Regions from separate parts of the Homo sapiens genome. Here regions 1, 2 and 4 are each linked to region 3. The links are chromatin loops, found by intact Hi-C in ENCODE. Cell type or tissue: PC-9. All regions are shown on one strand.

The links. Hi-C counts contacts between places; a loop is a spot of excess contacts. Peaks named below come from ENCODE experiments on the same cell type or tissue, not always from the same donor. Only the 100,000 strongest peaks of a DNase experiment are listed, where the experiment ranks them.
Region 1: it touches region 3 in a loop (5-fold over the local background); 61 of 110 quality-filtered maps call a loop at or near these places.
Region 2: a loop joins it to region 3, with 10 times the contacts of the local background. A loop is called at or near these places in 31 of 110 quality-filtered maps.
Region 4: a loop joins it to region 3, with 32 times the contacts of the local background. A loop is called at or near these places in 44 of 110 quality-filtered maps.

Annotation. Positions count from the first base shown.
Region 1 is chr1:147,386,146-147,394,145 of GRCh38, forward strand. All of the region lies in intron 3 of LINC00624 (long intergenic non-protein coding RNA 624), which reads right to left. Among named protein-coding and RNA genes, the nearest start is that of LINC00624, 130 kb to the right of the region's middle. In PC-9, CTCF peaks have their summits at 3,988 (motif pointing left) and 4,187; no DNase peak of the experiment used is centred here.
Region 2 is chr1:147,638,852-147,646,851 of GRCh38, forward strand. It overlaps ACP6 (acid phosphatase 6, lysophosphatidic), which reads right to left. Exons shown (of 10, transcript NM_016361.5): 10 at 3,379-8,000. Among named protein-coding and RNA genes, the nearest start is that of ACP6, 28 kb to the right of the region's middle. RefSeq lists an enhancer at 2,503-3,004. In PC-9, CTCF peaks have their summits at 2,062 (motif pointing right), 2,265, 3,325 (motif pointing left) and 3,525; no DNase peak of the experiment used is centred here.
Region 3 is chr1:147,269,081-147,277,080 of GRCh38, forward strand. It overlaps CHD1L (chromodomain helicase DNA binding protein 1 like), which reads left to right. Exons shown (of 23, transcript NM_004284.6): 11 at 1,852-1,925; 12 at 3,091-3,201; 13 at 6,274-6,388; 14 at 7,024-7,177. Among named protein-coding and RNA genes, the nearest start is that of CHD1L, 30 kb to the left of the region's middle. In PC-9, a CTCF peak has its summit at 4,840 (motif pointing right); DNase peaks (open chromatin) are centred at 4,491 and 4,821; H3K27ac peaks cover 2,072 bases.
Region 4 is chr1:147,887,914-147,895,913 of GRCh38, forward strand. No RefSeq gene overlaps it. Among named protein-coding and RNA genes, the nearest start is that of GJA8, 11 kb to the right of the region's middle. In PC-9, CTCF peaks have their summits at 2,503 (motif pointing left), 2,704, 4,993 (motif pointing left) and 5,200; DNase peaks (open chromatin) are centred at 2,408 and 4,978; H3K27ac peaks cover 844 bases.

The sequences.
Region 1 (8,000 bases), 120 kb after region 3:
TGGCAACACTTGGTTTGGCCCTTTAAATTTTAGCCATTCTAGAGGAAGTTTACTGGTATCTTATTTTAATTTGTGTGACCCTAATGAATAATGATGTTGAGCATATTTCATATACTTATTTGCTACTTATACATCTTCTTTGGTGAAATGTCTGTTCAAATTTAACTATTTTTAAATTTGGTTGTTTGTCTTATAGTTGAACTGTACATTTTTTTGTACTAGATACAAGTCCTTTTTTGGATATCTGTTAGCAGATATTTTCTCCCAATCTGTGGCTTTGCTTTTCACTTCCATTAGAGTATCTTCTTGAAGAGCAAAAGTTTTTAAATTTTGATGATGGCAAATATATGAGTATTTTCTATCTCATGCTTTTAGTGTCTTATCTATGAAATCTTTGCCTCACCAATGTCATTAAAATTTCTCCTATATTTTTGTAGAACTTTAATAGTTTTAGATTTTATATTTAGGTCTATGATTGATTACAAGACTATGTAGTACACAGAAATTTCATTAGCTATTCTAGGTTTTTCAAATTTCCACATAAATTTTAGTATCAAATTGTCATCTTTTTTTAAAAAAAGAGAAAAACCCTGCTATTATTTTGAATGGTATTATATAGAATCTATAGAACAATTTGGAGATAAGTAACATGTTAATATGGAGTCTTCCTATACATGAACAAATTCCCAGCTTTGTTTTTTTAAAATAGTTTCTGCTATTCTGAGTCTTTTGAGTTTTCACAGAATTTTTAGAATCTGCTTGTTTGTCTCCACACAAAATCTACTGGAATTTTGAATGGCACCAAACCCATAGATCAATTTGGAAAAAATTGCCATCTTAAACAATATTGAGTTTTCCAATCCAAAAACATTGAAAGTTTGTACATTTACTTAGAGTTAAAAAATTATCTCTACAAGGTCTTTTTTTTTCTTTTTTCAACTTTTATTTTAGAATCAGGAAGTACATGTGCAGGTTTGTTATTATACGAAGGTATATTGCATGATGCTGACTCTACAATGTTTTGAAACTTTCCATGTACAAGACTTGCATACCGTCTATTAAATGTATTCCTACATGTGGTATTCTTTTTAATGCTTTTATAAATTCATAATTCCCTTTTCAGATTGTTTATAGCAGGTAGACAGAAATACAACTGATTTTTGTATATTGATCACATATCTTGTGACCTTGCTAAATTCCCTTATTAATTCTAGGATTTGTTTTGTTGTTATTGTTGTTTCTTGCGTAGACTCCCTAGGGTTTTCTACATGGACCACTGTGTCATCTGCACATAGGTATAATTGTTTTTTTTTTCCTTTTGATCCATATGTCTTTTCTTTCCTTTTATTTTCTTTTTGCATGGGCTACAACCTCCCATAGAGGTTAGAATGAATCGAAGAGGTTAGAGTGAACATCCTTGCCTTTTACCCAATCTTAGATGGAAAGTCTTCAGCCTTTTATCATTAAGACTGATGTTTGCCATAGGTTTTTTTGTAGATGGCTTTCACCAGACTGAGAAAGCTATCTTTTATTCCAAGTCTTTTGAGATTTTTTAAAATCATAAATAGGTATTGAATTTTGTCAAATATTTTTCTGCATATATTGAAATTATCATGTGGTTTTTGTCCTATATTATTTTAATATGATGTATTTCATTAATTGTTTTTTGGATGTTAAACAGCGTTGCACTCCTGGGATGCATCTTACCTAGTCATGGTGTATAATTCTTTTTCATATTCTTAGATTTCATTTTCTAATATTTCCATTTATATTCAGAAGAGATGTTGGTCTATAGTTTTCTTTTCTTGTAATATGCTTATCTTACTTTGGTATGAGGATAATATGGCCTCATAGAATGAGTTGGAAACTGTTCCTTCTGCCTCTATTTCCTGGAAGAGCTTGTGGAGCAGCAGTCTTATGTCTTTGTTAAGTGTTTGATGGAATTCACTTGCAAAGTCATGTAAGTCTGAGTTTGTATTTGTGAGAAGGTTTTAACTACAAATTTCTTTACAGATTTTGGATCTATTCAGATGTTTCATTTCTTCTTGAGTTAGTTTTGGTAGTTTATGGGGTTTTTTAAGAATTTGACTATTTCACCTAAGTTGTCTAATTTGTTGGCATAAAGTTCCTCATAATATTCCCTTATGATGCTTTTCATTTAATTTGAAATATTCTTTTTCTTTTCTAATATAGGCATTTAAAGTCATATGAATTTTTCTCTGTGTTGCTTTAGCTGCATCCCATAAATTGTAATATGTGTGGTTTTCATAGTGATACAATTTAAAATACTTTCTAAATTTTTGGTAATTTCTCCTGATTCATTCATAATATAATTCATTCAGAAATATATTGCTTAATTTCCAAATATTTGTGGAGTTTCCAAATTTCATTTTGTTGTTGGTTTCTAATTTAATTCCATTGTGGCTGGGGAACATACTTTGTATTATTTAAATACTTTCATGGAAAGGGACAAAATGGCTGACTAGACACAGCCAGGAAATGCCTCTCCCACAAAGAGAATCCAGGATTTCAAGTAAAACATCATAGTTCAAACAGATCATTTGAGAGAAAACACAAAAAGTTGATAGAGAGGTGACAGAGACACTGAGGGTGAAGAAGGAGGAAGCTAGGCGCCTGCATGGAGTCACTCAGAGTGACAAGACCAGCTCCTGATCCTGAGCAGGTCCTAGGGAAGCAGTGAGTGAAGGAACTCCCAGGCACCACACTCCCGCCACACACCTCTGGGATCCAGACTACAAGAGATCCCATGACCCCCACAGGCATTTGAACTGATAGAGGAAACTGCCTTGAAGCAGAACTGGAACCTGCATGGAGTCCAGAGCTACAGCAAAAATGTGAGCATAGGCTCCCATTCCCCAAGGCTCTCCATTTTGTTCTGTGTGGCTCTAGCCCCTGCTGACTGCCGGGCTGGGAGAGAGCAGAGCTACCTTTCCCGTGGGACAGGGGCACATCTGATACACATGGCCCTTGTACACCAGCTCCTCCCAAGGCCACATGCCTGGCTGCTCCTGCAACAGGGAGCACAGAGCACAGCCTCCAGCCTCCACTGCTCCACCTGAGTATTTTTGCCAATCGCCTGGCAGCAGTTTGGCTCCCCGGAACACAGCCAGTGCTCAACCCCAAGAGGCCAGAGGGCAAAGCCATGGGCCTGGTCCCCAACCCCCAGGGATTGTGCACACTGCCCAGGGGCATCAAGCTGAGATCTGTGACCTGACCTCAAGCAAGGGAAAAGCCTCCACTCTCAGAACACTGAGAAGAGTGAGGCGTGAGTTTGTGGGCATGTGCTGGCGTGGGACTTGAGCATCTCTTCCTATGCAAAGCTGGCCTGGGAAGAGCCTAGCCTGTTGACCAGCTGCAGCTTCTGCCCAAGAGGGCCCCAAGGCTTGGAACACCTGGAACAACCCAGCGATCTGGATGCAGAATGCTTGAGACAAATCTAGCTGGTCAGGCCTCCTCCTGGGGCAAACATCTGAGGGAGGCTCAGTTGGGGGACTGCAAGCTCAGTAGACCCCATAGCCATCTCCTGGGCAAAAATAAAAAACCCAGGCCGTGGACGCCACACCAGCTGCACACTCGTGGCACTACCACCCTGCCCAGGGATCCTCCGCCCATGATCCACTGCATCACCAGGCCAACGCAGACATAGCCCACAACCCTCTCTGGCTCTGCCAAACACAGAGAATCAGCAGGTTCCCTGGAGTGGTGGGTCTCTTGTTGACCCAACCTGTGGATCTGACTGCCCCTAACGGAGGTGGGAGTGCAGGCCACCAGGACCCCCACTGGAACTAAGGAACATAGACACAGTGCTAGTGATTGGAGGGGGGTCCCTCAAGGCCCAGGAGCAGATACCACGAGGGAGACATCTCTTGCCCTCCCCTCTCCCTCTTCCCCTAAGCACTGCTGCTAATGCACATAGCTAACAGCATATCTGCTGGCTCTTACTCTTAAGTGCCATCTACTGGATCATGACATGAATTACACCACCAACCAAAAGTAAATTTGTTGGGCAGGCAAAGCCTGTGAAACCCAGTGCAGGAAACTAGCCACAATTAAGGAATGCCCACAGACCCTTTACCCTTTGAAAGCACCCAGAAATGAAGCCAATCGACTATACACAACATACACCACAGTCAAAACCTCAAGGGGAAAAAAAGAATATAAAAACAAAAAGCCCCACTCAATCAACAGCAACTTTAAAAAGACAAAGAGACACCAGCCCTCTCAGATGAGAAGGAATCAGTGCAAGAACTCCAGCAATTCAAAAAGTCAGAGTGTTTCCTTACCTACAAAGTATCGCCCTAGCTCCCCAACAACGTGTCCTAACCAGACTGACATTTCTGAAATGACAGACATAGAATTTAGAATCTGAATAACAAGGAAGCTCAATGAGATTCAAGAGAAAGTTGAAACCCAAACTAAGAAAGGCAGTAAAATGATCCAAGAGTTGAAAGACAACATAGCTATTTTAAAAAAGAATCAAACTGAGCCTCTGAAATTGAAAAATTCACTACAGGAATTTCAAAATACAATGGAAAGCCTTAACAACAGAGCAAACCAAGCTGAGAAAAGAATTTCATACCTCAACAACTCAACCAGCAAAAAAGAAAAAACTCCATTAAATAGTGGGCAAAGGATATGAACAGATACTTCTCAAAAGAAGACATAAAAGTGGCCAAAAAACATATGAAAAAATGCTCAACATCAGTAATCATCAGAGAAATGCAAATCAAAACCACAACAAGGTACCATCTCACACTAGTCAGAATGGCTATTATTAAAAAGCCAAAAAGTAACAAATGCTGGTGAGGCTGTGGAGAAAAGAGGATGCTTATACACTGTTGGTGGGAATGTAAATTAGTTTGTCCTCTGTGAAAAGCAGTTTGAAGATTTCTCAAAAAACTTAAAAAAAAACAAAAAACAAAAAACGACCACTTAACCCAGCAATCCCATTACTGGTTATATACCCAAAAGAAAATAAATCATTCTACAAAAAAAAGACACATGCACTCGGATGTTCGTCACATCACTTTACAATAGCAAAGACACGGAATCAACGTAGGTACCCATCCGTGGAGGATTGGATAAAAAAAATATGGTACATACACACCACGGAATACTACACAGCCATAAAAAAGAATGAAATCCTGTCCTTAGCAGCAAAAAGGATGCAACTGTAGGTCATCATCCTAAGTGAATTAACACAGAAACAGAAGACCAAACACTGCATGTTCTAAGTGAGCACTAAACACTGGGACTCATGGACATAAAGATGGGAATAATAGACACTGGAGACTACTACAGTCGGGAGGTAAGAAGGGAGGCAAGAGTTGAAAAACTATCGGATACTATGGTCATTACCTGAGTGTTTGCTATGGGTATTGCATGAAATCTGTGTCTTAATCTAAATCTAAAAAGTTCAGATTAATATCAACTTAATTCCCATTATAAACTCATTAACACAAATTTGTAAGTATTGTTTTATCTTTAAAACATTTTTTATTTGATTTTTTTTTTGGGGGGGGAGCAGTGGGGATGGAGGCTTACTTTGTCACCCAGGCTGGAGTGATGAGATCAATCATACACCAAACCTCAGCATCATAGAATATGCCCGTGTAACAAACCTGCACATGTACCCCTTGAATCTAAAGTAAATGCTGAAATTTTTTTTAAAATAAAAATAAATAAACCCTTTAAATTCATTATTGCTTTGTGGTCCAGTATGTGATCTATGCTGGAGAATATTCCACATGTGCTTGAAAAGAATGTGTATTCTACTGTTGGATGGAGTATTTGATAGAGGTCTGTTAGATGAAGTTGGTTAATAGTGTCTTAAAGTCTTTTATATCTTTGCTGGTTTTCTGTCTATTCTATCCATTATTGACAGTGGAGTATTGAAACATCCAATTATTATTGTATTATCTATTTCACCCTTCAATTTTGTCAGTTTTTGTTTCATATCTTTGGATCTTTGTTCTTAAATGCATATATGTTTGTAATAATTAAAGCCTCCTTCTGAATTGACCTTTATGTCATTACAAAATCTCCCTCTTTGTCCGAAGTAAGCTTTTTTGTCTCAAAGTCTATTTTTTTCTGATATTAATATGGTCATTCCAGCTCCTTTACTGCTTGCACAGTGTATATTTTCCATCCTTTTACTTTCAATGTATTTGTATTTTTGAATTGAAAGTATGTCTTTTAAAGAAACACTTATCATATCATTGGATCCTGCCTTTTTTTTTTTTGAGGTGGAGTCTCACTGTCACCCAGGCTGGAGTGCAGTGGCATGATCTCGGCTCACTGCAGCCTCTGCCTCCTGGGTTCAACTGATTTCTCCTGCCTCAGCCTCCCAAGTAGCTGAAATTACAGGCACCCACTATCATGCCCAGCTAATTTTTGTATTTTTAGTAGAGACAGGGTTTCACCATGTTGGCCAGGCTGGTCTCAAACTCCTCACCTCAGGTGATCTGCCTGACTTGGCCTCCCAAAGTGCTGGGATTACAGGCGTGAGCCACTGTGCCTGGCCTGGATCCTGCTTTTTAATCCAATCTGAATCCCTGCCTTTTATTTGTAGTGTTTAATCCACCTACGTTTAATGTAGTTATTGAAATAATAGGAGTTACATCTGCTGTTTTGCAATTTGTTTTCTATATATTTTATGTATTTTTGTTCCTCTACTACTGCTATCTTTTATGTTATATAGAGATTTTCAATTGTAGCATTTAAACTCCCTTATTAGTTTTTTATTGTTTTGGTGACTCATGTTTAAACACAGACTTTAAGCCGGGTGTGGTGGCTCACCCCTGTAATCCCAGCACTTTGGGAGGCCAAGGCAGGCAGATTTCTTTTTTTTTTTTTTTTTTTTTTTTTTTGTAGACGGAGTCTCGCTCTGTCGCCCAGGCTGGAGTGCAGTGGCGGGATCTCGGCTCACTGCAAGCTCCGCCTCCCGGGTTCACGCCATTCTCCTGCCTCAGCCTCCCAAGTAGCTGGGACTACAGGCGCCCGCCCCACTACGCCCGGCTAATTTTTTGTATTTTTAGTAGAGACGGGGTTTCACCGTTTTAGCCGGGATGGTCTCGATCTCCTGACCTCGTGATCCGCCCGCCTTGGCCTCCCAAAGTGCTGGGATTACAGGCGTGAGCCACCGTGCCCGGCCAAGGCAGGCAGATTTCTTGAGGCCAGTAGTTTGAGACCAGCTTGGCCAACATGGCAAAATCCTGTCTCTACTAAAAATATAAAAGTTAGCCAGGCACGGCAGCACATGCCTGTAATGCCAGCTGCTCAGGAGGCTGAGGTAGGAGAATCACTTAAACCCGGGAGGCAGAGATTGCAGTGCGCCGAGATCATGCCACTGCACTCCAGCCTGGGTGACAGAATAAGACTCCATCCTGAAATAAATAAATAAAAATAGACTTTATTTTTTAGAGCATTTTTAGGTTTACAGCAAAATTGTACAGAAGGTACAGAGATTTCCCATATACTAATGTTTTTCTACTATATATTTTAAAGTATTTTTAAGTGTTTGCAATGGGTATTGCATGAAATCTGTGTCTTAATCTAAACCTAAAAGGTTCAGATTAATATTAATTCCAGTAGTTTATAAAAACTTTGCTTCTATATAACTCCCTTCCCATTATAAACTCATTAACACAAATTTGTAAGTATTATTTTATCTTTAAAACATTTTTTTATTTGATTTTTTTTTGGGCAGTGGGGATGGAGGCTTACTTTGTCACCCAGGCTGGAGTGCAGTGACACGATCTCGGCTCACTGCAACCTCCGCCTCCTGGGTTCAAGCGATTCTTCTGCCTCAGCCTCCCAAGTAGGTGGGATTACAGGTGCACACCACTCCGCCTGGCTAATTTTTGTATTTTTAGTAGAGATGGGGTTTCACCATGTTGGCCAGGCTGGTCTTGAACTCCTCACCTCAGGTGATCCATCTGCCTTGGCCTCCCAAAGTGCTGGGATTACAGATGTGAGCC
Region 2 (8,000 bases), 370 kb after region 3:
TTTGCTTTTGTTTTTGTTTTTTTGAGACAGAGTCTTGCTCTGTCACCCAGGCTAGAGTGCAGTGGCACGAACACGGGCCACCACAGCCTTGACTTCCCACGCCCAAGTGATCCTCCCACCTCAGCCTCATGAGTAGCTGAGACTACAGGCACTTGCCACCACGTAAAGCTGAATTTTAAATTTTTTGTAGAGATGAGGTTTTGCCATGTTGCTCAGGCTAGCCTCGAACCCCTGGGCTCAAGCGATCCTCTGACCTCAGCCTCTCAGAGTGCTAGGATTACAGGTGTGAGCCACCTGGCCAAGATGTACAATCGCAGTTCAGAATCCATTAAATCTCCATGGTGCTATATGACCTTGGCCAAGCCACAGGCTCTCTGATCTTCAGTTTCCAGGGATATTTCCCCATTGTTCCATAATGTTACCTTACTCCTAGAACTGAACCCCTGAGGTATTCAGCATTTTGGAATTTTTGACCTAGAGAACAACCATTCCTTCAACCTTTCCCCTTCCTGATCTCTTCCATTCTTCTCTGTGCAAGGCCCAGGTAAGCTGTGCCTACCTTTATGCAGCTGGCTTCAGTTACTAACAGCTCCAGGGACTGCTCTCTCATCTCCCAAAAGCCCTGCTGGTTTGACCCCATCAAGTTCTACTTACCCAAGTGTTATACAACCCTCCCCTTAATTACACACTCAATCAGTTCCTCCCAAGCTCAGCAATTTGTGGTCTCTGGGCATCCCCCAGCTGCTTTTCCGGAGGTAGCTCCCAGGCTGGGTCCTGGCAAGCCTCTGAAGCACTGCTTGGGTTTTTAAGGCCATGGTACCCAGAGTTGAAAGCCTTGCTGTTATTTCACACTCTATTTCCTTCCAAATTAATTCTCTGATGAATACTGTCCTTTGCAGTGATTCAGTGCAGGCCATTTCCTTACATCTTTCCCCTACCTTTGAGACTTTTAATCTCTCTCAAATCCAGATTTTCCTTTGTGAAAGGCTTGCCTCAGAGAAAAATGCCCTGCTTTCCTACCAATATAAACAGCTCTACCAACACTGGCCCCAGCCTCCCGGCACACTCCCTTTACTGCTTGACTTAGCTATTCCTTTGATTTCAAAGCACACATACTTGCCTTCTCTAAAAATCTCTGTACAACACAGAGCAACTCAAACTTCTTGGCTTACAGTAAGCTGCTGGACCCTAGTTTCCTTAAGCCCCAAATACAAGAAGATGCAGGTTCAAAACTTGTATCTGAGGAGGTAGCACCTTCCATACCCTTTCACATGGTTATTTTGCTTACATCCCCCTCCCCTAACCCCAGCAGATAGTATCACCATCCTTCCATGTGGATAAACAGAAACTCTGCCATGCTAAAGGAGTTGCCCAAGGTCACAGGGCCCAGGAAAGTGGTAAAACTGGAATCCAAATCCCTGGCTCTTATCTCCAAGGTAGGTGCTTCTTTCAGCATCCTTCATGTGGCTTAAACACCCCTGAAACAGCCTAGTCTTCAGCCACCAAGATCTTACCACCCAGGGGCAAGCCATCTAGGTCCGCAGGCACCCACTGCCCACAGCCCTGAGGAATGCTCCGGAGGAGCCACAAAGAGGCTCCTCTGGCATAGCAGGAGCAATGGCTTATATTTGTATAACACTTTTCATATTAGGAAGTGCTTTCCATACCTAATCTATGTCATTCCTAGGATAATTCCATGAGGGAGATGCTATATTAGAGTCCCATTGCACAAATAAAGATATACAGGCTTATCAACAGGAAATTAATGGACTTGCCCAAAGTCACACAGGTAGTAGGTACAGGGCAGGACTTGAACTCAGAGCACATGACTCCAAGATCAGTGGTCTCTTGAGTTCTCAGACATGGTGACTGTGGGCCACTGCCCCCCTCCCAATTTCTTCAGGAAAAGGTACATTTTATTTAAAGGCCAAACGGAGAGCGGAATCCTGAGAAGACCAGCTTTTTACTGGGGAAAGTGTTTTTCAGTTCTCCCCAGCCAGCCTTAGACAGGGGTCAGGTTTCTAGAGGCTGGCAGGGTGGACTGGGAAGGGCCGGGCTGCAAAGTCCCCTTGGCCACTAGAGGGCAGGGTCTGAAGAGAGCACACAGCCATCTCCCCGGGGAATTCCCCACCCAGCAGAAGAGACTCATCGCTGCCTAGCAGCCCCAGGACACGCTCTAGCCCAAAGCCGAAGAATGATCCCTTCCTGGCATGTTGTAGACAGGGTAGGTGCCCTTAGCCCACCCCTCCCCCCACAGCCCGCCCAGCCTCCTCTGCAGGTAGATGGCGGTGCCCTAGAGGATTCCAGCTGAGGAAAAGGGGTGCCAGGTGCCACTGACAAAGACCTGAGTTTCCTACAATGAAAATAAACAGGTCAGCACTCCAGGTCCCGGTGCTTCGAGGACTAGGGGAGGGTGGGACGGGAACTCTCTCCTCCTCCCTCTTCAGTTGGGCCCTTCAGGGTTTCTGTCCCCTTGCTGCAGTTTTTAACGATCCACGTGGAACTAACTGTTACAGGGGAATAGGCACATGGCAGTGAAGGGTCTTGTCTAATGACAGTCCTTCATCCCAGGGCCTGCCAGAGCCAAGAGCTCTGTAAGATAAGCCACGAGGCCCTCGGGAAGAGCTATCAGGGGAGCCGCAGATGAAGTCGGCCTTCCCTGGCAAGCCTGGCTCTCCTCCGTCCTGGGAAGCCTTTCACTTTGCCATACACGGGTGAGAGCCTCCTGTGGGAATTCTTTAAACCTCAACAGCACTCTGAGGCCCCTTAGAGAAAGGAGTCAAGGCAGGGACAGGTTAGGAATTTATGAAGAGCTTTTCACACCCTATTTTCCATCCTCAGGACAAATCATCAGGTAGATAAACATTAACTTCCCCGCTTTATAGTTGGGAAAATGGAAGCTCAGAGAAATTAAGTGACATGCCCACAGTCACACAACTGGTGAGTGAGGGAGCCAGGGTTCTGTACAAATCTCCTGCACACACAGGCACAGTGCCCCGGGAAGGGCAGGCGGAGGCGGGGCGCTGCCTGCAGAGGAGCATCCCCAAAGGCTCCCTTGGCTTGCGAAACCTACCACAGTTAAGAATCTCGTGGGAAGTGAGATGAAAGAGAAAAGGGAAAATAAGAATACTTGAAGGCACTTATACGTTTCCTTAATTGATTCTCACAACAACCCTAATTAGTACGTATCATTATGCCCATTTTTACATGAGAGGAAAAACAGGCTCAGAAACACCCGTCCAAGCGTTGCAAGGAAATAAATACGCTGTCAGAATTTGAACCCAGCGAAAGCCTTGGTGTTTTCCTTTACTCCATGCTTCCCCCTGGTGGTGAGTGGAAGGAGAGTGCATAGAAGCCACCTGGGTGCCAACAGAAGAGTTAAGTCAGCGTTCTGAACTCATTTATTCATTCGGTAAATCTTTGCTGAGGTCCACTTTGTACAGTCTCTGCACTTGGTTCTAGAAATACAATAAAAGACAAGACAAACAACCTTCTATTGAAGGACAAACAGAAACACGGGAGGCCTAGAGATAATTGGATTACACAGGAAAAGGGAGTGTGGGTCAGGGGTCAGGTGATGGAAAAATGTGTGCCAAGGTAAAGAGGCCAGAGGAGTGCGATTTCCTTTTTTTTTAAACATACTATAGGTCTGGCTAGGGAGATATGTGAGGGGTGAAGCTGGAGAGGTATGCAGGGGCCAGGTCTCAGGGGGTGATGGAAAGCAAGTGAGGGTATGGCCCATTAGGAAGCCACTGTGGTAACCTAGGAGGGTGGCCTTGGGCCCCGGAGAGAAGTGACAGAGGGGATATGTCATTCAAATGTCCAAGTGTCTGAGCACTGGCATGCACTAGGCACTATTCCAGGTGCTGGGGACACATCAGTGAACAAGAGGAAATCTGCCTTCATGGAGCTTCCATTTTAGTCAGGGAAATAAGCATATAGATACACAAATATGTAATATCCGGCACTGATAAATATCACAGGGCGGGGGAAAGACAAGACAAGTGTATTCATTTGCTAGGGCCTGCCGTAGCAAAGTATCACAGACTAGGTGGCTTAAACAACAGAAATTTATTTCCTCACAGTGCTAGAGGCTAGAAGTCCAAGATCGTGGTGTCAGCAGCATTGGTTTCTTCTGAGGCCTCTCTCCTTGACTTGCAGATAGTCATCTTCCCTCTGTGTCTGTGTCCTCATTTCCTCTTCTTATAAGGATTCCAGTCATATTGGATTACAGCCTACCCATATGACCTCATTTACTTTACCTCTTAAAAGGCCCTATCTCCAAATACATTACACCTGAGGTACATTCAGTCCTCAACATCATTGATAGGTTCTTGGAAACTGTAGCTTTAAGTAAAACAACATATTAGAGAACCAACTGTTTTGCTCATCAGTGTTACAAGGCAACGATGTTGAACAAAACACAATGTTATTCAAGGACCTGCTATATGTCCTTTCACTGAAAGCCGACATTTCCAAGAGCCTATTGATAGCATCAAGTGAGGACTTACTGTACTAGGGGTTAAGATGTCAACATATGGATTTAGGGGGGACACAATTCAGCCCATGACAGAAGGTGGCAGAGTATACCTAAGGCAGGAGGTAGAAGGAGGGCAAGGAGGGCCTCTCTGAGATGACAATGAGCTGAGATCTGAATGAAAAGAGGGAGCTAGCCACGCAAATGTCTAGGAGAGCATTCCAGGCACAGGAACAACAGGTGCTCACCCCGAGGTGAGGACATGGCTCAGGACTACTTGGCATACTCCATCTTCAACGATAGTAAGAATGGGATGGGATGATGGGAAAAAGGGAGATGTTAGTCAAAATGTACAAAGTTTCAGTTAAACAGTAGAAATAAGTTTTTGTGATCTAGTGCACAGCATGGTGACCATAGTTCATAACAGTATACTGTTGTCTTAGTCCATTTTGTGTTGCTATAACAGAATACCACAGATGGGGTAATTTGTAATGAACAGAAATTTATTATCTCACAGTTCTGGAAGCTGAGAAGTCCAAGATCAAGGCACCAGAAGGTTAGGGCCTGGTCTCTCTGCTTCAAAGATGGTGCCTGTTGCTGCATCCTCCAGAGAGGAGGAACACTTTGTCATCATATGGCAGAAAAGCAAAAGAGAAGGAACCCATTCCTGCAAGCCCTTTTTATAATGGCATTAATCCATTAAACATCCCCATTAGGCTCCACCTCCCAGTAACATTGTACTGGGCACTAAGTGTCAACATCAAATTTAGAGAAGACAAAAGCACTCAAACCACAGCGACTGTACACCTGAAAACTACTAAAGAGTATATCTGAAACATTTTCACCACAAGAAAGTGATGAGTAGATGAAGTGATGAATATGTTAATTAGCTTGATTTAATCATTCCCTCATGCATACATATATCAAAACATCACATTGTACTCCATAAATATACGCAATTATTATCTGTCAACTAAAAAGAAAGTAAAAAGTTTTTATTACAAAAAAGAAGAAGAATGGTAAGATGGCGAGTATGGCTGGGGTGCAGTGAGATGTCATAGGACCGTGAGGGCATTATGACTGGCCCTTAGTTTGAGATGAGAAACCAATGGGGAATTTAGAGCAGAAGAGTGGCACGATCTTACTTTGTTTTAAAAGCAACACTGTGTTGAGAATAGATGGGCAGAGAAGGGAAGGGCAGAAACAGGAAGACTAGTTACGAGGCCTTTACAATAATCCAGGTAAAAGATGACACTGGGACTAAGACAGTAGCAATGGAAGTATTGGGACATGGTCAATTCTGGATATAGTTTGAAGAGAGATACAACAGGAGTTACTGATGTAGTAGAGGTAGGATATGAGAAAAAGAGGGGAGTCAAGGGCAGTTCTAAAGTTCTTGGCCAAAGCAACAGGGTGAATGGTGGTGTCATTTACCTAGATGGGAAAGCCTGTGGAAGGAGTAAGTTTGAAAAGGCACGGAAATTGAGAGTTTATTGTGGACAATGGGAAGTTTGATACCTATTGTATATCTTAAACATCCAAATAGAGACATTGATTAGACTGTTGGAAATGAGACTGGGATTCACAGGGAAAGGTCTAGGTTGAAGGTATAAATTTAGGAGACATTGTGTAAATATTTAAAACTGGAAATTCTTTTTTTTTTTTTGAGATGTTATTTCTCTCTTGTTGCCCAGGCTGGAGTGCAATGGCACGATCTTGGCTCAGCACAACCTCTGCCTCCTAGGTTGAAGTGATTCTCCTGCCTCAGCCTCCCAAGTAGCTGGGATTACAGGCACATTGTACTCCATAAATAGACACATACAGCCTTCCGAGTAGCTGGGATTACATCACATTGTACTCCATAAATATAATAATTTTATAAAATTATAATAATTTTATAAAAATATAATAATTTTTGTATTTTTAGTAGAGGCAGGTTTAGTGGAGACAGGGTTTTGCCATGTTGGCCAGGCTGGTCTCGAACTCCTGGCCTCAGGTGATCTGCCTGCCTTGGCCTCCCAAAGTGCTGGGATTACAGGCGTGAGCCACCGCGCCCGGCCTCAAACTGGAAATTCTTGAGATCACCTAGTGGGTGAGTGTAGGGGAAAAGGTGGAAAAAAGGTCCAAGGAGTAAGCCCTGGGACACCCCAACACTTACGGATTAGAAAAAGGTAGATTCAGCAGGAACAAAGTCGAGAAATTGGAGGAAAACCAAGAAAGCATTTGTCGAAGCCAGTGAAGGAAATAGTCTAGGAATACTGATGAGAAGCTTAGTAAGAAGAATGAAAACTGGCTATTGGATTCACCACACAAAGGCTATTGATGATTTTGACAAGAGCAGTTTCCATGGAGTGGTGGGGGTGAATACTTAATTGTAGCTGGTTCATGAGAGAACTGGAAGGGAAGAATTAGAGGTAGCAACTCTTTTGAGGAGTTCTGCTATGAAGGGGAGAAGGAAAAGAGAACAGCAGTTCAAAGATGCAGAGAAAAAAGTTTAAGAGATTTTACAGCATATTTGTATTGCTAATAGAATAATTGGTCAGGAAAAAAATTGACAATCCAGAAAAAAGACACTAGGAGTCAATGTAAAGCTAGAGGGTTGGGCTTTGATAGGAATAGTGTTGGTTCATTCTTAGTAAGAGGGAGGAAGGAAGGCTATAAAAGCACCAATGCAACTGGGTTAGCAGATTTGGTGGTTGGGTGTTGGGGGATGTGGAAGTTTTCTTCTGATCTCTTTTAGATTCTTAGTAAAATAGGAAATACAGTAACCAGCAGACTGAGGATGGGAAGGGGATGCTGAAGATTGAGGATAAAGATATGTGAATAGATTAAAGAAATAAACAGGTAGTATTGATAAAACTTAACTGATTAGACATAGGAAAATGTGAGACAAAGAAAACAAAGACAGATTTCTGATTTGGCAACTGGGTGGAGAGTGGAGGTGTCTTTCATTCAGATAGGGAAGTGTGTGGGAGAAGCAGGTCTGGGAGGAGGGGGGTTTGATTCTAACATGGAAAGTTTTGTGCCAGTGAAATCCAAGTGGATAAAAGTGTCTGAAGCTCAGAAGAGAAACCTGAGCTTGAGATATCTCAGCTCCCTGATCTGGAAGTTGTCAATATTAAGATAGTAGGAAGTGGAGAGGCTTTTGTGGTTGCTGTTTTCTCTGAGAGGTAAAGGGACTGGTGGTTTGAAATCAGAGAAGGGTTGAAATAGATTCTGGAGAAGAACAGCAACATTGACAAGGAGATAGGGGGATCATCAGGTACTCTTAGGGGGCACAGTTAAAGGTGGAGCTCTTATGTTGAGTAGTTCCAGCCTTACCATTGCAGAGCCCTGGGGCCCACATTTGTTTCTGGAACTAAAACCACCAGGGGCCCAGTGTCCTTCCTGCTTCTTCCTGCTGAGCCTCCACATCAGGGTTCCATCTCACCACCCAGCAACGTTCCCTGACCTTGAAGCCTATCCTTTATCTAAACGCAACACGCTTTCATCCTTGCTTTCCTGGTTAACTCCTACCCACCTT
Region 3 (8,000 bases):
TTTGTACAGCACTTATAATCCTAATCCAGCACTTGGCAATGTGCTGCCGTAATCTGCTGTCTGATTAACTGGTGTTTATGTTTACCGTTATCATTCCAACTATATATTGTTTGGCTCTACAAGGACAGAGACAACACTGAGCATTTCTTTTATAGTTGCCTGCTAGTAACTTGGCATTGAATTGACACATAATGAAGGCTCAGTAAACATTCATTTTTGTTAACCTGTGGGGTTTGATTTAAACTTAAGGGGAACTTGAAGGACTCTTTCTCAGGGACATGAGTTGCGCATTAGAAGACGAGGTTCAGAGCCAGGCACTGTGGCTCGCGCCTGTAATCCCAATACTTTGGGAGGCTGAGGTGGGCGGATCATGAGGTCAAGAGATCGAGACCATCTTGGCCAACATGGTGAAACCCTGTCTCTACTAAAAATGCAAAAATTAGCCGGGTGTGGTGGCAGGCGCCTGTAGTCCCAGCTACTTGGGAGGCTGAGGCAGGAGAATCACTGGAACCCTAGAGGCAGAGGTTGCAGTGAGCCAAGATCATGCCACTGCACTCCAGCCTGGTGACAGAGCGAGGCTCCATCTCAAAAAAAAAAAAAAAAAAAAGACCAGGTTCAGTTAGTGTTCAACAGCCATGTGTTCAGCTTATACCTAATCCTCCTAGTCACCAGAGTTCTCTCTTTCTAGAGGAGTCTAGGAAAAGCCCAGATTCCCATGGGTTTCAAAATTATCCCTTTGGAATGACTGTCTTAGGTATGGCCTGAACTAATCTAAAACTTCAGATTTGGCAAAATTGCTCAACTTTAGGAATGTGCAAGTTAAATAATTTCATGTCTTACTGTATTTCATTGGTTCTCGTATATCTGCCATAAGTATGTTAGAGTTGGAGAAGGACCTATAAATGCCTTCTGGCCAGTTTTTTATTTCACAGACCCAGAAAGGTTATATGACTTGCCCAAGGTCACACAGCCAACAAATGGCAGAAATGAGATTAGAATTGAGGTTTTCAGGTTCATTGCTTTCTCTACCCATTTGGGGCTTGAATCTTGAAAGAGTTCCCCATAATTTTTCCTCTTACACTTGTTGCAAGCTCAGATTAAATAAGTTTTTATAATGAGAATATTGTTTTGACAGTGCTGTGCTTCTTTGTTTATGCAAATTTAAAATAACAGCCAGTAACAAGGGACTCTAGGCTTGACTTTGTTCTTGACTTACTCCATCATTTTGCCGCCTTTCTTCCCTCCTCTCGCTATACAAAAATTTTCTCGTGTTATGGAAAATGAGACATCACTTACCCCTTGCTTCTCTAAAGTAATGCTTCTCAGACTTTTCAACCCATATAGCTGTAGATGAGAGGATAGTGACTTTACACCCCCAAACAGGGCATAGTTGTAGATGACTGACCACAGGCTTTCTTCAGAGTCTCCAGTTTTTCTTTTCTTTTTTTTTGTGTGTGTATTTGAATTTTGCATTTTACTCTTCACATATCTGTATTTATTTTGCTACTAAAATGAAAGCTTATATTTCTTTCCATTGAGCAAATTGACATTCCAGAAAGAGGCACCTTGTTTATTCTAGGGCTTATATCCCCTGTTGCATTGACACGTCTCCTGGGAATAATCTCCACTCTAGTTTGAGGATGACTGCTCTGAGGGATACAGCTACCTGTGGAGGTGTATTCTCATAGAAAGCATTTGGAGGTTCTGAGGCAGTCTATAAATCATACGACACTTATATTTCTACTTTGGTATTTATTTATAAACTTTTATTGTTTGGTAAATTTTGCCTGAGGGAAATTGACCTTAAATACCACTAGACTTGGCAGTGTTTCCTTTTCTTTTTCTTGCCAGGGGCCATCGGGTTTTACTTTTCTCCCAAATGACCCAGATGTTGGATATTCTCCAAGACTATATGGATTACAGAGGTGACACCTTTTGGCCACTACATTACCTAAGGCTCTGTTAGACTTAACAGTCCAGATAGGTCCATGAAGAATAATATGGGATATGAGAATATTACAAAGGAAAGCAGGGTGAGAACATTATTCAGAACCAAAAAATCAAAAGGCGAGAGGAGAGTGATGTGTGAAGGCAAGGATGGACAGCAGAGAACAGGCACGTGGGCAGAAATAAACACCCACGTTCCCATCAGTTACATGATTTAAAATTATGGGCCGTGGAGCAAATGTTGTGGAAATGTTTTTGAAAATGTGTGATAAAGTTTCAGTGACTAGAGCTTTTAGCGTCTTGTAACATTCACCTCAACAGTTGAGCACTTACTCATGATCAGTGAAAAGGTGAATATTGAAATTATAGAGATAACAAATAAGCCAGGGGAAAAGTAAGAGCAACTTTTTCTGCATAGACAATAAAGAATGTAGGTTATTACCTGGGAAGTCTGTTTAATATGTAATAAGATTTGTGTGAGATGATGAGAAAAGGCTCTAACATGAGTTGATCTTGAGCCCAATGTTGAACAGCTCCAGACCTTACAATTTAAAAAAGTAGTTCAGACCGGGTGTCTGAGTTCCGCAGTATACCTGGTCCAGTGGACACTTGCAGAATGCCGTTGGCACATGCCACTGGCCATTGAGGGGTCCCCAGATGCATAAACAGCCTGATCCTGTAGCTCCCCTTCCCCACACGGATGCATGGAGGCAGGTGGCGAACTCTAAAGCCTCACTGAAAGGCAGATTGCTGGACTGTTAGAAGGGGCTCACTCACCTGCCTCCAAGCGCTTGTCTTCTGTTTACATAAGAATTACATCTCAGCAAAGTTGAAACTATCACACAGGATAGATGCTCAGGGTTGCTTGAGAATAGTCAAAACTGAGTATTAACTTCATAAGTGCCAAAGACTTCAACTGCATGTATTTAAAAAATCCAGAGGAGTATGTTATGGTGAGTTATTTTGTAAAATGATAATTGTCCCTGTTAATTTAAATTTTTCCCTTTGGGATTTGCTTAAAGTAGGGCTGTGCCTGTATATGGAAAGGGACAAAATTGGCCTTTGGTTTTGGGCTTAATTTTTTATTCCCCAAAGACTACTTGAAAAGGGTTAAGATTTCTGTTTTTCTTCCTCTCTGTAAAGGCTACAGCTATGAGCGTGTGGATGGTTCTGTGAGAGGAGAAGAGAGACACTTGGCCATTAAGAACTTTGGACAGCAGCCCATTTTCGTTTTTCTCCTGAGTACTAGGGCAGGTAGGCTGCAAAGGCATTGATGGAAACAGACAAATGAGGGATAATAGAGTACTATTACATCCCAACGGTTAGTACACTTTTTTCCTTAATTCTCTGAAAGGTGAGGTTACTATTGAATGTAAAACAAGGTACTGGACATCAAGCATGGTGCTGTTTTCTATCCAGCCTGTCCAAACTGTCATCTCAGCAAAGAAGTAAGGCTGAAACCTGGGGTTATTGGAAAGTAATTCTAATCTGCTTTGACCATTGACCTGGGAATGTCCTGAAAGATTTATGTGATTTTGTGGAATGTTTCATTTACATTCAGTGGAAGTAGCTCTTCTTCCCAACCGTGAATTTGGGAAATAAGGTAACAGTTTGTCTACTAGTTGTCCTTCCTCTATAAGTATTTCTGGAATAGTGCTGAAAAGCTTAACAAAAATCTAGTTGTTAAAAAATGTGATTATGTTGAAAATACCAACTTTTTAGAATTATTTATGACATCATCCATATATGATTTAAATCGTGAATATTACGACATTTGTAATGCTTTACCAGTTACAGAGTGCTTTCATTTACTGTTACATAATTTGAAATCAGCTCTTGGAGATGAAATGATTCTCTAAGTCATTGTGGTGTCTGGAAAAAAAAAAAAAAAGGCCGGCACGGTGGCCCATGCCTGTAATCCCAGCACTTTGGGAGGCTGAGGTGGGTGGATCACTGGAGGTGAGGAGTTTGAGACCAGCCTGGCCAACATGGTGAAACCCCGTCTCTACTTAAAAAAATACAAAACTTAGCTGGATGTAGTGGTGCGTGCCTGTAATCCCAACTACTACGGAGGCTGAGGCAGGAGAACCGCTGGAATCCAGGAGGCGGAGGTTGCAGTGAGCCAAGATTGCACCACTACATTCCAGCCTAAGAAATTTTTCTCAGGTCCTGGAGCAAGCTGACCTTAGTTTTCAACTCATAGGATCCTAGTTTCATTATCTTATTTTTGTAGACATAAATCTTGATGGAGTACATGCAGGAACATGAAAGAGATGTGTGTCCTCTATTAAAGACAGATTGACATTTTTCTAAAAAGAGAGTTCAGTCTTATTTAGAAAGCTTTCTAAATGCCTGCTGCTATAAGGGTATATGAAAGAAGTGTTAGATATAATTTTTGATTATAAGGAGATTATTTCACCTGTGTTTGTTTTATCTCCCTAATAAAATTAATAACATAAGATTCATTTGGCCTCACTCTTCCAAGATCATAGACTGCACATGGAGTCTCAGCCATTTTCTCATGTGATCAGTTGCCTCAGGGTTAGTCTCAGGAGAAACTGAAAGAATCAGGCAGTGCATCATCACTGCCGGGAAAACAGTTTTATTTATGCTTTAATGATTTCATCATCCTCATATTCAGAGAGCAGCATTATGTTTGAAATGTCTAAAATTAGGAAAAAAGAGATCTCTGCTTTTCAGTTAATCTCCTTGGAGGACTCAGAGTAGATCTGGGAGCTGAAGCAGTCCTGGACATTAGTCTTCTCCAAACACTGTTGTGTTTGCTGTCACAGTTTTGTTGTAGTTTTGCAGTATTTTCATTTATTTAACAGGTTTCCTTCCAAATTTCAAATATTTCTGTGATGAGTCATGTTGCCACCAGATGGCAGTGATAGCTCATGAATATGTTCCTATTCATGGATGTGGGTGTGGCTTATTTATAAAAATCTCACCCCTCGGTGAAGAGCTGCACTTAGACAACATGAATTCAAGAAGATAATTTTATGGAACACATTTTAAAATGAAATAAGCACCTGAAAAGTATTATAGTATAGTGGATAAAAGCACGGGCTCTGGACCAAGACTGCAAGGGAATGAATCCTGGCTCTTTCACCTTCTAGGCTTGCAACTTCAGAGAAGTCCCTTACCCTCCCTTTCAACATCTATAAAGTGGGGAAAATCGTAGCAACTACTCAACTTCCCGACAGGGTTGTTGTGAGGGTTAAAGGAGTTAATATAGAGAGAGTGCTTAGAATAATGCCTGGCAAGTAGTAAGCACAGCGTAAGTGTCATTATCATTATTATTAGGTATAATTTAGCATCTCTCAGTAATCGGTCATGATTACCTCCTTGTTCCAACTTCAACTTGATACGAAGACTTTAATTAGAATATTCCTGCCTGATTTGTCTGGAGATCCAGCTTATGGTCAGTAGTCCTTCTTAAAAGTTAGTCCTTAATTCAGGTTTATGGAACAAGCCCTTTCAGGCTTGCTTGTTTCAGCAACCAGCTCTAACGACCCTGGCAAGAGGGAGTCTGTTTTGTACTTGTTTTCACATTAATCAAAGAGAAGGCTGCAATGTACCTTCACGGTTCTCTTAATTAATTCCTGTAACTCAAGGTACCTCCTCAGCTCTCTTCCTGCAGCACTGAAGAAAGACCAGCAAGAGTGTTCTGAGCAAGCCTCAGAACACTCAGAGTAAATGACAAGAGTGTTCTTGTCTTGCCGTTGGTTTTGTTACTTTCTTTTTGATTAATGTGGAAACCAGTACAAAAAAGACTCACTGGAGTTTTCTCTAATCAGAGGGAGGAGGTTTCCCACTCTGCTCAGGAGTATAATATCATCCACTCTTCTCATTAACTTTTTATCAGAGATCTTGCTACCTAGTTGTAACTTGCAAGCGACATTCGGCACTCTTCTCTTGACAGTGCGCACTGCAGACCTCTCATATTTAGATCTGTTTTCTGAAAGAGCATGTGTCCTTTTCCTCAGACTACTCTAATCAAAATCTAATCAAGGTTTTTAAGCAGAAGAGATAAAGTGGCTCCATGGCACTGACTTAAGTATCCACCTTGGCCACTTGCCCCTGCTCCGCTCATTCTGTTCCATTCAGTAATAAAAATTTTCCCATCAGGCAATAAGAGGTCAGGTAGCACTTCTCACCGCTGGAACAAGGCTTTGGAGTTAGGGGTGTGGGTCCATTTGAAGGATGAAGCCAATTGTTTTGACTGATTTCAGTTTATCAGTCTGACCCACTCTAGCCTTGTGCTTATTTTCTAGCTCCTCGTCTTTGTGCTGCTGATTACATTCCTTTTTGCATTGTTTTCAGGTGGAGTTGGCATGAACTTAACAGCAGCAGATACTGTGATTTTTGTTGACAGTGACTTTAATCCTCAGAATGACTTGCAAGCAGCTGCCAGGGCTCATCGCATTGGCCAAAACAAGTAAGTGATTTTTTTCTGCTTCCTTGGCTTGCCCAGCAGCAGTTCTGGGTTGTGAAAAAGGTGAAGAATATAGTCCTGGTGACAGTCCCACACTGGGAGCTGAGAGACCACCAGGTTTTAGCTCATCTGTGCTATTGACTCCTAGGGTAGTATTGGGTGGGTCACATTATCAGTCCAGACTGACTTTATTAGAAGGAGTCAAATCAAACTGTGAAAGGATTAGAAGGAAACTTTAGAAGTCATTTAACTCATCCTTCTTGAGTTAGGGTCTGACTCAGTTAAAAAATGGGGTTATGGGGCTATGGAGCTAAGCTAAAAAAAAAAAAAAGAAAGATAGATGTTGCCCTTTGATCTGAGGATAATTTGATCTTCCAGATATTTTCCTTGGCTACAGATAAGGAATCCCAGTCATGGTTACCCCATCATTCTTTCTTTGACTGTCTGGAATGGTTCAGAGAGAATTTCAGGCGAGTTCTCTCTAACAAGTGCTCAGGACCAAATGAACCAATCTCCCTTTCATTGTACCCTGAATATGGTATTTGGTTTTGTTTGCTTTTAGATGTATTTACCTTGCATACTTTTGCCCAGCTTTGCACACCCTTATAGCACACTACCCTTGTTTGACTTATGTCCAGGTCTGTTAAAGTTATTCGGCTGATTGGTCGAGACACTGTGGAAGAAATAGTCTATAGGAAAGCAGCCTCCAAACTGCAGCTCACCAACATGATCATAGAAGGAGGCCATTTTACTCTGGGAGCCCAGAAACCCGCTGCCGATGCTGACCTCCAGGTATGATATGATATACTGTTCTTCACTTTGGAATATACCAATACCCTTTGTGGAGGAGAATGTAAATGAAAAGAACCAGCACTCACCCTCTCCCCAGCTACACATTTGTTCCTTGGCCTCCCTCACACCTGCCACAGTGCTGGCTGTGTGCAGGGTCTGTAGGAAGTAAGGATTAGTTCCAAGCCTCATCACTTCTTGGCTGTTTGGGTTTGAGCGGCTTTCTTAACTTCTTAGATCTACTCTTTTTGCATTTCTAAAAATAAAGACACCACAGGTTAGCTCAGAGGGCTGTTAAGAGAATTAGTTAAAATAAAGAACTCAATAACAATTAATTCTGTACTTCCACCTTAGTCCCAGAGCCTTTGATCAGTGACTTACATTACTTCATACTCAGAAGAGGGCGAATGAGATCAGGAATTCATAATTGTGCCTTAGAAAAAATGGGTGAAAGAACTAGAGGTAATTTATTTAAAGAAGGGAGTACTGGATGGGAGACAGACACTGGATTGGAAGATTTTAGAGCTCTCTTTTGGAAGAGGACTTAGAGTTACTCTGTAGCAGCCCTTGGGTTAAAATTAAAACTCATAATATTTCCTGGATGCTTTGTTTTTGCCCTAAGGATGAGGGGCTGGATGCAAAGAGACCAACTCCTAGGATACTAGAAAGATGCAGGTATGAAGGGAGTAATAAATGTCTGTCAAGGGCAGCATCAGTGGGAGAGTCTGGTGTGAGAAACATTGCAAAAGAAGGAAGGACAGGAGTTGGCTACTGTTTAGAGTTGGGTCTCAACAGTAGGGAGATAGAAAATTCAAAGATGGCTGTG
Region 4 (8,000 bases), 620 kb after region 3:
CTACCCACAATGATTTCTTTTTTCTTTTCTTAAAATTTTCTTGTTGGAGACTCTAAAAATAAATAATCAGAGAGGTGCTGTATTCCTGGTGTTACCCCAGATTCACTGCAGCTGTGACGAAGGCTGCCAACACCGTCTAATGACACATTAAATACACTGTCTATGACTTGTCCTGTCAGGCAGAGCCAAAAGCTACTTTGATTAATTTTTATTTTTAAATGCAACTGCCATGTGGATATAGATCCTGCTTTTGTGACCTTTGGGCAGGGCACGTAATCTGTCTCTTTCACCTACTCTTCTACCTGCAAAATTGGTTTGACAATAAAATCTTTCTTTCTAAACTGATATGTAGTAAAAGATAAACTATACAGGAGCACTAGTGAAAAGATGCCATGCAAGTGCCTCAAAGTGATCTGTTTTCTGGACTCTCTGTGGCACATCTTGCATCTCTAACCAGTCTCCCTCAGCCATGTTCTAAGCCCCAGCCCCAGCATTAACCAGTTGTACAAGTAACAAATACAGATTCACCTTACTGCAAACTAAGTCAAATAAGAAAATAATTCTCCTGCTAACTAAAACACGCATCTTAGTATTCTAGAGCAAAATGCAGGTAACTTTTGGATAATCCAAACCACAGCTTTATAGGCAGTGATGACCAGCCTTCTTTGAGTACTCAGCATATGCCAAGAACTGTTTTCAGTGCACTGCATACATTATCTATTCAGTCCTAAGTACCCTGTGACATAGCTGTGATTATTAAACTTCATTTTTAGCCAGGCATGGTGGCTCATGCCTATAATCCCCGTGCTTTGGGAGGCTGGGGTGGGAGGATCACTTGAGGCCAGGAGCCTGAGACCAACCTGGGCAACACAGCCAGACCTTGTCTCTACAGATTTTTTTTTTCTAATTAGCTGGGCATGGTGGCACATGCCTGTAGTCCTAGCTACTCAGAAGGCTGAAGCAGGAGGATCACCTGAGCCCAGGACTTCAAGGTTACAGTGAGCTATGATTGTGCCACTGCACTCCAGCCTGGATAACAGGAGAGAGGCCCTGTCTCAAATAAATAAATTGCATTTTACATCTGAGAAGACTGAGGCATATAGAAATCAAATGGTTTTCCTGAGCTCACACTGACGGTAAGTGGTAGAGCTCAGATTTGAGTCAGCTGGCTTAGCCTTTATACTCCACTGCATTTCAAGATAATGATAACAACCATTTATGTGCCAGCAATTGGGCCGAGTACTTTAACATAGATTATCTCATTAAGTTCTCATAATAATCATCTCCATCTACAGATGATAAAAATGAGATTTAAAAGGGTTAATTTGCCACCTATCACAGAGCTAGTAAGTGATAGATTCTGAGCCAGAATTATAGAATTATAGCCAGATTATAGAGACTGACAACAAAAATACTAAACCATGTTGTGAAAGCCAGTGATGGCTCTACCTACAGTCTTCCATGGAAGACTCCCTCATCGTTTACAAGGACATGAAAATGTGTTTGCTGGACCTAGTGGGGAGAGAAATTCCTCTGCACTCTCCACTCTAATGGGTTTACAGGTAGGCCAAGGGCAAAATGAACTCCTGAGTAGGAGCCTGGAGTCTTTGTTGATGCAAGCTGTACCAGTGGATTTCAATTAGCCAGGAGGCTTTTGGAGTGCAAGCCCAGGCCATGGACAACTCACAAGAGAGAAGGTCCCAAAAGCTCCCCAATTCTGCCCCTAGCAACAGAGGCTTCCTGTAGCCAAGTCTGTCTCTGATTTGCAGGTGGGTGAGTTAAATTCACACAATCTCAGCCATAACTCTTAGAATGGGTTCTCCATTGCCCTAACCAGAAAGGCCCCAGAATGTTTGTCTCCAGTGATCAAGGCCTGCCATCTGCTGAAGTTTTGCCCTTTGCTTTGTCATCACATGAACCTAATGCTCTACAATTTACTCTGCCCTTTATCATCAAATATTGCCCCTGGTACAATCAGGGATACAGTAGAATTGTGCAGGACCAAAGGAAATAAGGACAGGTCTGAGAGAAGGGAGGGGATAGAGCAAAGAATCTTGAAACCCTCGGGTTGGTGATTCTGGATTTGTGGTGCTGTGGGAGACAGGGCAAATATTTCCGTGATAAAAGGGACTTCTGAATAGGAAGAAAAGTAAGAGGAGAAAAAGAGGGATACCCTCTGGGGCATCCAGTGCCACCAGTATAATGATCACTAAACAGGGTGAAAGGGAAGGCACCAGGAAACCGGCCCAGAGAGTGTGGTTATACAGTAAAATTAAAGCCAAGGTTGTCCCCCTTTGCATTTCCTGTCCTCCCAGCCCCTCCCATTTAGACCATATCCATCTTTTCCCGTGTGGAAAAAAAGAGTTCACTTGACTCTCCTTTGCAGACTTGGAGTAAGCCTCTTTTCTTTGCCCTCAGGCTCTGAAGGCGTCTACTACAGTGCGTGGAGCAAAAGAGAGACGGCATCGCCCCCTCGTGGCGCAGGGCCAAGCTCTGCGGTATTCCGGACGCTGTCCTGGGCTGCCCAGACAGGGGCACCCCGTGGGAGTGGAAATGCTGTCCTCAGAACCTCTGGCTGTTGAATGACTTGTGTCTTGTCAGAATGGTGAGATCCCCGAATGCCATCACCCTGTTCCTTCTACCCTCCCCATTGATGTTCACACAGGTCAGCTAAGCTAGACCTGTCTGCAGTGTGTTTTGAAAACAGGTTGCCCCTGCAAGAAAACTCCTGGTTTAGTAAATCAGCACATCAGGGCTAGAGAAGAAAAGAGTTGTGCTGTCTTTGTTTCCATTTCAGTCCATTCTGCCAAGTTGAAGCAGAATGATTTTCATTCATCTTAAATCCCCCCAAAATATTTTTTTTAAATAAACCTCTCAAACCAAACACCATCACATATGTACCCTAAGGAATACTAAGTCACCTCTTCAGGCAACGGAAAGAAAGGACCAGAGAATTGCTGTCAAGCCTAGGGTGGGTGGAGGAGGCAGGGAATTAATTTTGTTGAGTGGATAAAGGTCTGGGCCTCAATCCCAAAAGCCCAGATTGGGGCATCGAGCCTACAGCACCCCTGTCAGTCACTCCCTGCTGTCCCTGGAGCCTGGGCAGGCAAACAGTCATCCTTCTGCACTGTCTCTCTGGGACAGCCGGAACCTTTGCCCCCATCCCGAGGTCACCCTCTCCCAGAACCTCCTCTGCCTCTGGTAAGAGGAGGTAAAAGGAAGGGGGACACAGGAGGTCCATCAGAGCATGGATGAAGCTGCCCCTACATCAGAGTGCAGAGCTTGGAGTCTAGCCCCATCCTGGCCAACACAGAAGCAGGGAGTGAGAGAGGCAAAAACGAGGAGCCAGCCTGTTTCCATAGATACAGATTTCAGTTGCATTTTATGACAGCCGTGCCAGGCTGCCTGGAGAGGCATTGTTTGGATGTCTAGGGACCCGCTCAGAAGGAAAATGAAGTAAGAAGCGATTTTTTTAAGATTCAAGTGGTTTCCCCTCCCAGTTTCAGATTGAGATCCACCTCCGCCCTCTGGCCTTCTGGCAGAGGTCATCCCTGGTAGGACACTTGCCTTTAGTACAGCCTGGGCAGATTTAGGCCCTCCAACCCCAGGCCTCGAAGATCACAGTCAAAATGATTCTTAGAAGCAAGCCTGCTGTCCCTGGAGCCTGGGCAGTCAAACAGCCATCCTTCTGCACTGTCTCTCTGGGACAGCCGGAGCCTTTGCCCCCATCCCGAGGTCCTCCTCTCCCAACACTGCTAGTGCTTCTCTAACAGCTGCTCTGTGGCTGAAGGAGTTCCAATTTCCCAGCCCCTGGTGACCTCTTGTGAGGGCTGCCACTGAGGCTTTGAGAGAAGAAGGCTCACCTGGTCTCCTGCTGGGGGCTCAGCCTGCAGCTGGGGAAGGACTCCCCTTACTTCTAGATTCAAAACACTCATTTTCCTTTGCCACTCCTACATCTTCATCTCCTACATCTTCATCTCCTACCTCCTCATCTAGGTGGTGCCCTTCTCTCTACTCATCACTCATTCATTTCTCCAAACCCATTGAGTTCTTTCATTTGCCAGGCCTTTATAAAATAGACGTAAGAGACTTTCCCTGTACTCAGAAATCTCACAGACTAGTGGGGGATGCAGACACATAAGTGAACTACTAGAAAACAACTTAGATAGGGTCAAGTAAGAAGTCCTGGGGAAGTTAAAGCCCAAACTGAGCCCCAACGGATGAGTCAGTTAGGGGAGAGGAGATTCAAAATAGAGAGGGGACTGCGTAGGCAAAGGCATAGAGGCAAGAAACAGGATTATGTGCATAAGAAACTCGGTAGATCATAGGTGCTGAGAGCCAGTGCAAAGCTATGAGTGGCAAGAGATGGGCTGGAGTAAATTGGCAGTCATCAGACAGCAGAGGGCCCTATGTGCCATGCTAAAGGCCCCAAGCTTCCTCCTGCAGTGGTTCTTCAGCCATGGCTCACGGAGTTCCAGGGCTCCACTGTGGTGCCTCAGGGGCAGGACTAGGGGCCTCTCACTCTCAACCTGAGTGATTTTTTTTTTTCCAGACAGAGTTTCACTCTAACTCAAGTGATCCGCCCGCCTCAGCCAAAGTGCTAGGATTACAGGCATGAGCCACCGCACCCAGCCCTGAGTGACTTATTTTATATGTACTTGAATAGGTGACAGCAAACCACAGTGAGATTAAAGTCTGGGAAGGACACGATAAAAGAGGCATGTATGGGAAGGACATGATCAAACGACGTTTCAAAGAGACCACTCCAGTTTCTAGGCCTCACTTCCAACCATTCCTCAGGGAAGTCTACTGCCCAAGAAAATCTCTGATGGTAATACATGATTTACAGCAAAAATGAAGACTTCTTCAGTACATCTGTGATAATTATTTCCAAACTTCATCCTGAGAAAAGAAAACGAAGTGGGATCCCTTTCCCTTAGACTTCAGAGCTGTTTTCACCAGCTGGCTGTGCTGATCATGCCATCTAGTGGTAGGAGTGCAGCATGACTCCAAAAGGAAACAAGCTTGCATTTCTTTCTGAATATCTGTATTATCTTATTTAATCCTCAAAAAACCTTGGCAAAGTATGTCTCATTAATATACCCATGTTACAGGCCATAAAACTGAGAGATGGGAAGAAAACAATATTTGTTTTGAGTCTCCTGTGGGTTAGGAACTATGTCAGCTGATGTACATGAGATGCATTATCCCCACTTACAAGACAGACAAACTGAAGACCTTGGTGACTGAGAGACCAACTAGATTAAGCTACAGACACTGAGGTTTTCCTGCTTCCAGGTCTAGATTCATTCCAAAAAATCTGGTCAGATTCAAATCTCTAACTTGAGTTGAAAAGAAACCAAGTAGTAAAGAATGAGGAAAGAGGCAAGCCTTTGTGAAATTCAGAGTAACTGGCACAGACAGACCACAGCTATTTCTTTGTCATGAATGGCAACCAAAGCACAGTTGTATATTAGATTCTAGAATAATTATAGGAAGAATAATTACCACCGGAATATGCAAATTATAGGAATCTGTGAGCCTAAAGCCAATCAGATGCCCAGCAAGTACGTTTCTTAAGAGTGAGTGGCTGCTTTCTGTAGAACAGAGCATCGCTTGGAGCCAGGAAAAACTGAGAATTGTGGTTTGAATGGAACCTTAATTCCACATCTGAAACCTTAATTCCTCTTTGCCATGTAATATAGCATATTCCCAGGTTCCAGGGATTACGACGCTGACATCTTTGCGGGCCATTATTCTGTCTTTCACATACATTGAGACCAAAAAGACCAAGTACCTATAAGAGGACCAACCCAGACGGGCTGTGACAATTACGCTGTTGCTTCTGAGTGAGAAGTTACAGGCCCAAGAAAGGGTAATGACAGCCTTAGAGATACATAAAAGAGACAAGCAATTTCCAAAACAAAAAGCAAAGGCAAAAAGAAAAATAAAAAAGCTCTCTCTCCGTAAAAAGGTAGAAAATATGCCTATAAAGGAGAAAAACAGGGCTGGATGTGGTGGCTCACGACTGTAATCCCAGCACTTTGGGAGGCTGAGGTGGGCAGATGACCTGAGGTCACGAGTTTGAGACCAACCCAGCCAATATGGTAAAACCCCATCTCTACTAAAAATACAAAAATTAGCTGGGTATGGTGACACACACCTGTAATTCCAGCTACTCAGGAGACTGAGGAACAAGAATTGCTTGAATCCAGGAGGTTGCAGAGAGCCGAGATTGCATGACTGCACTCCAGCCTGGGTGACAAGTGAGACTCTGTCTCAAAAAAAAAAAAAGTTAAAATTAAAAAAATAAAATAAAAATAACATTCTTGCTCTTTCTCACCTATCTCATCCATCAGTGATATCTGAATATAGTACAAATCAGGCATCCAGAGCCATAAAATGCAAGACAAAAACACATTGGAAAAGCGAAATGTCACAGATAATCCCCAGGTTTGACTTTCTGATTTGCGAATCAGAAGAGGCCCTTGCAAATGATGATAAAATCTGTCTCCAGATGCACCAAGATGATGAATTATATATATGTATATATAGTTGACCCTTGCACAAAATGATTTAAACTGTGCGGGTCCACTTATACACAGGTGTTCTTCAATAAATGCAGTCTGCCTTCCGTATTGTCTCCATATTGGTGGGTTCTGCATCAGCAACCAAACATGGGTAGGAAGGCAAGATTTGGAAATCTGCATTATAGTAGGGCTCACTTTTCATATCCACGGGTTTCATAGGGCAGACTACAGGACTTGAGTTTGTATAGATTTTGGTATCTGCGGGTGGTCCTGGAGCCAATCCCCCACAGATACTTTGGGATGACTGTACTCCTTTATTATCATTATGTTTAATGCCAGCAGAGAAAGAGGACTAAAAACTAGGAGGAGAATCAGCAGTACTGACATTGCTATCATAATCCAGTTTTTTAAGCATCCAGGCTTAAATGCTGAACTGAAACAGAAGCTGATCTGGCAAAATTTTTTTCTAACTGGTTTCTTGAATTTAAGTGAAATGTAGAGGGCTTTCTAAGCCAGGCACAAAGTCAAGAAACAATACATTTTTAAATGACAGACTTGATTAGATAAAAATATAAATTCTCTGTACAGCAAAACACACTAAAAGTAAACTTGCAAGACAAGTGATGATTTGGAAAAAGTTTTACAACATAAGTGGCAGAGGAATAATAACCATAGTCTATAAGAAGAGCTTATACGTCTATAAGGAAAAGACAACTGCTCCCCCTACCCAAATGGACAAAGGATATGAGTAGGCAATTCAGAAAAAAGAAAGGCAAATAGCTAGTAAACATGAGGAGTCACGCCATCTCTCTAGTAACCAGAAAAACACAAACTAAAATAAGATACTTTCTGCCCATCCCATTGTAAAAAATGTGAAGCTGGACAATAGCCAGTGATTGTAAGAATACATAACGAAGTGCTCCCTTGACAGCTATATGAGTGTAGTATGGTACAGTGTGTTTGAGAGCGATTGGTAGTACCTATGAACTTTTAAATTTTACCTCTTTTGAACAATCATTTCTACCTCTACACACTCCTGAAATATTCCTACATGTGCTCAAAATATATTCATAAGGATGTTACTACTTAAAAATATTGTGACAGGAAAAAAAGCAATCTAAGTGTCTTTCAATAGAGAACAGACCAAATAAACGTACAGGATGTCCTTACTGTGGAATACTATTACAGACATTAAAAGGATGAGGTTGATCTGCATGCACTGCAAAGATCACCAAGATATATTAAGGGAAAAAGGCAAGTCACACAATAATATGCAATTCGTTGATCTCATTGACATGTACATACATATATGCATAGAAAAAGCATCTAGAAAGACACATATCAAACTGTTAAGCATGGTCACAGTGATGGTAGGATAGGAACAAGAGGGTAAGGAGAGGCCTCCACTCTTTTTATTTTTATGGTTTTTTTGGAGACGGAGTCTCTCTCTGTCACCCAGGCTGGAGTGCA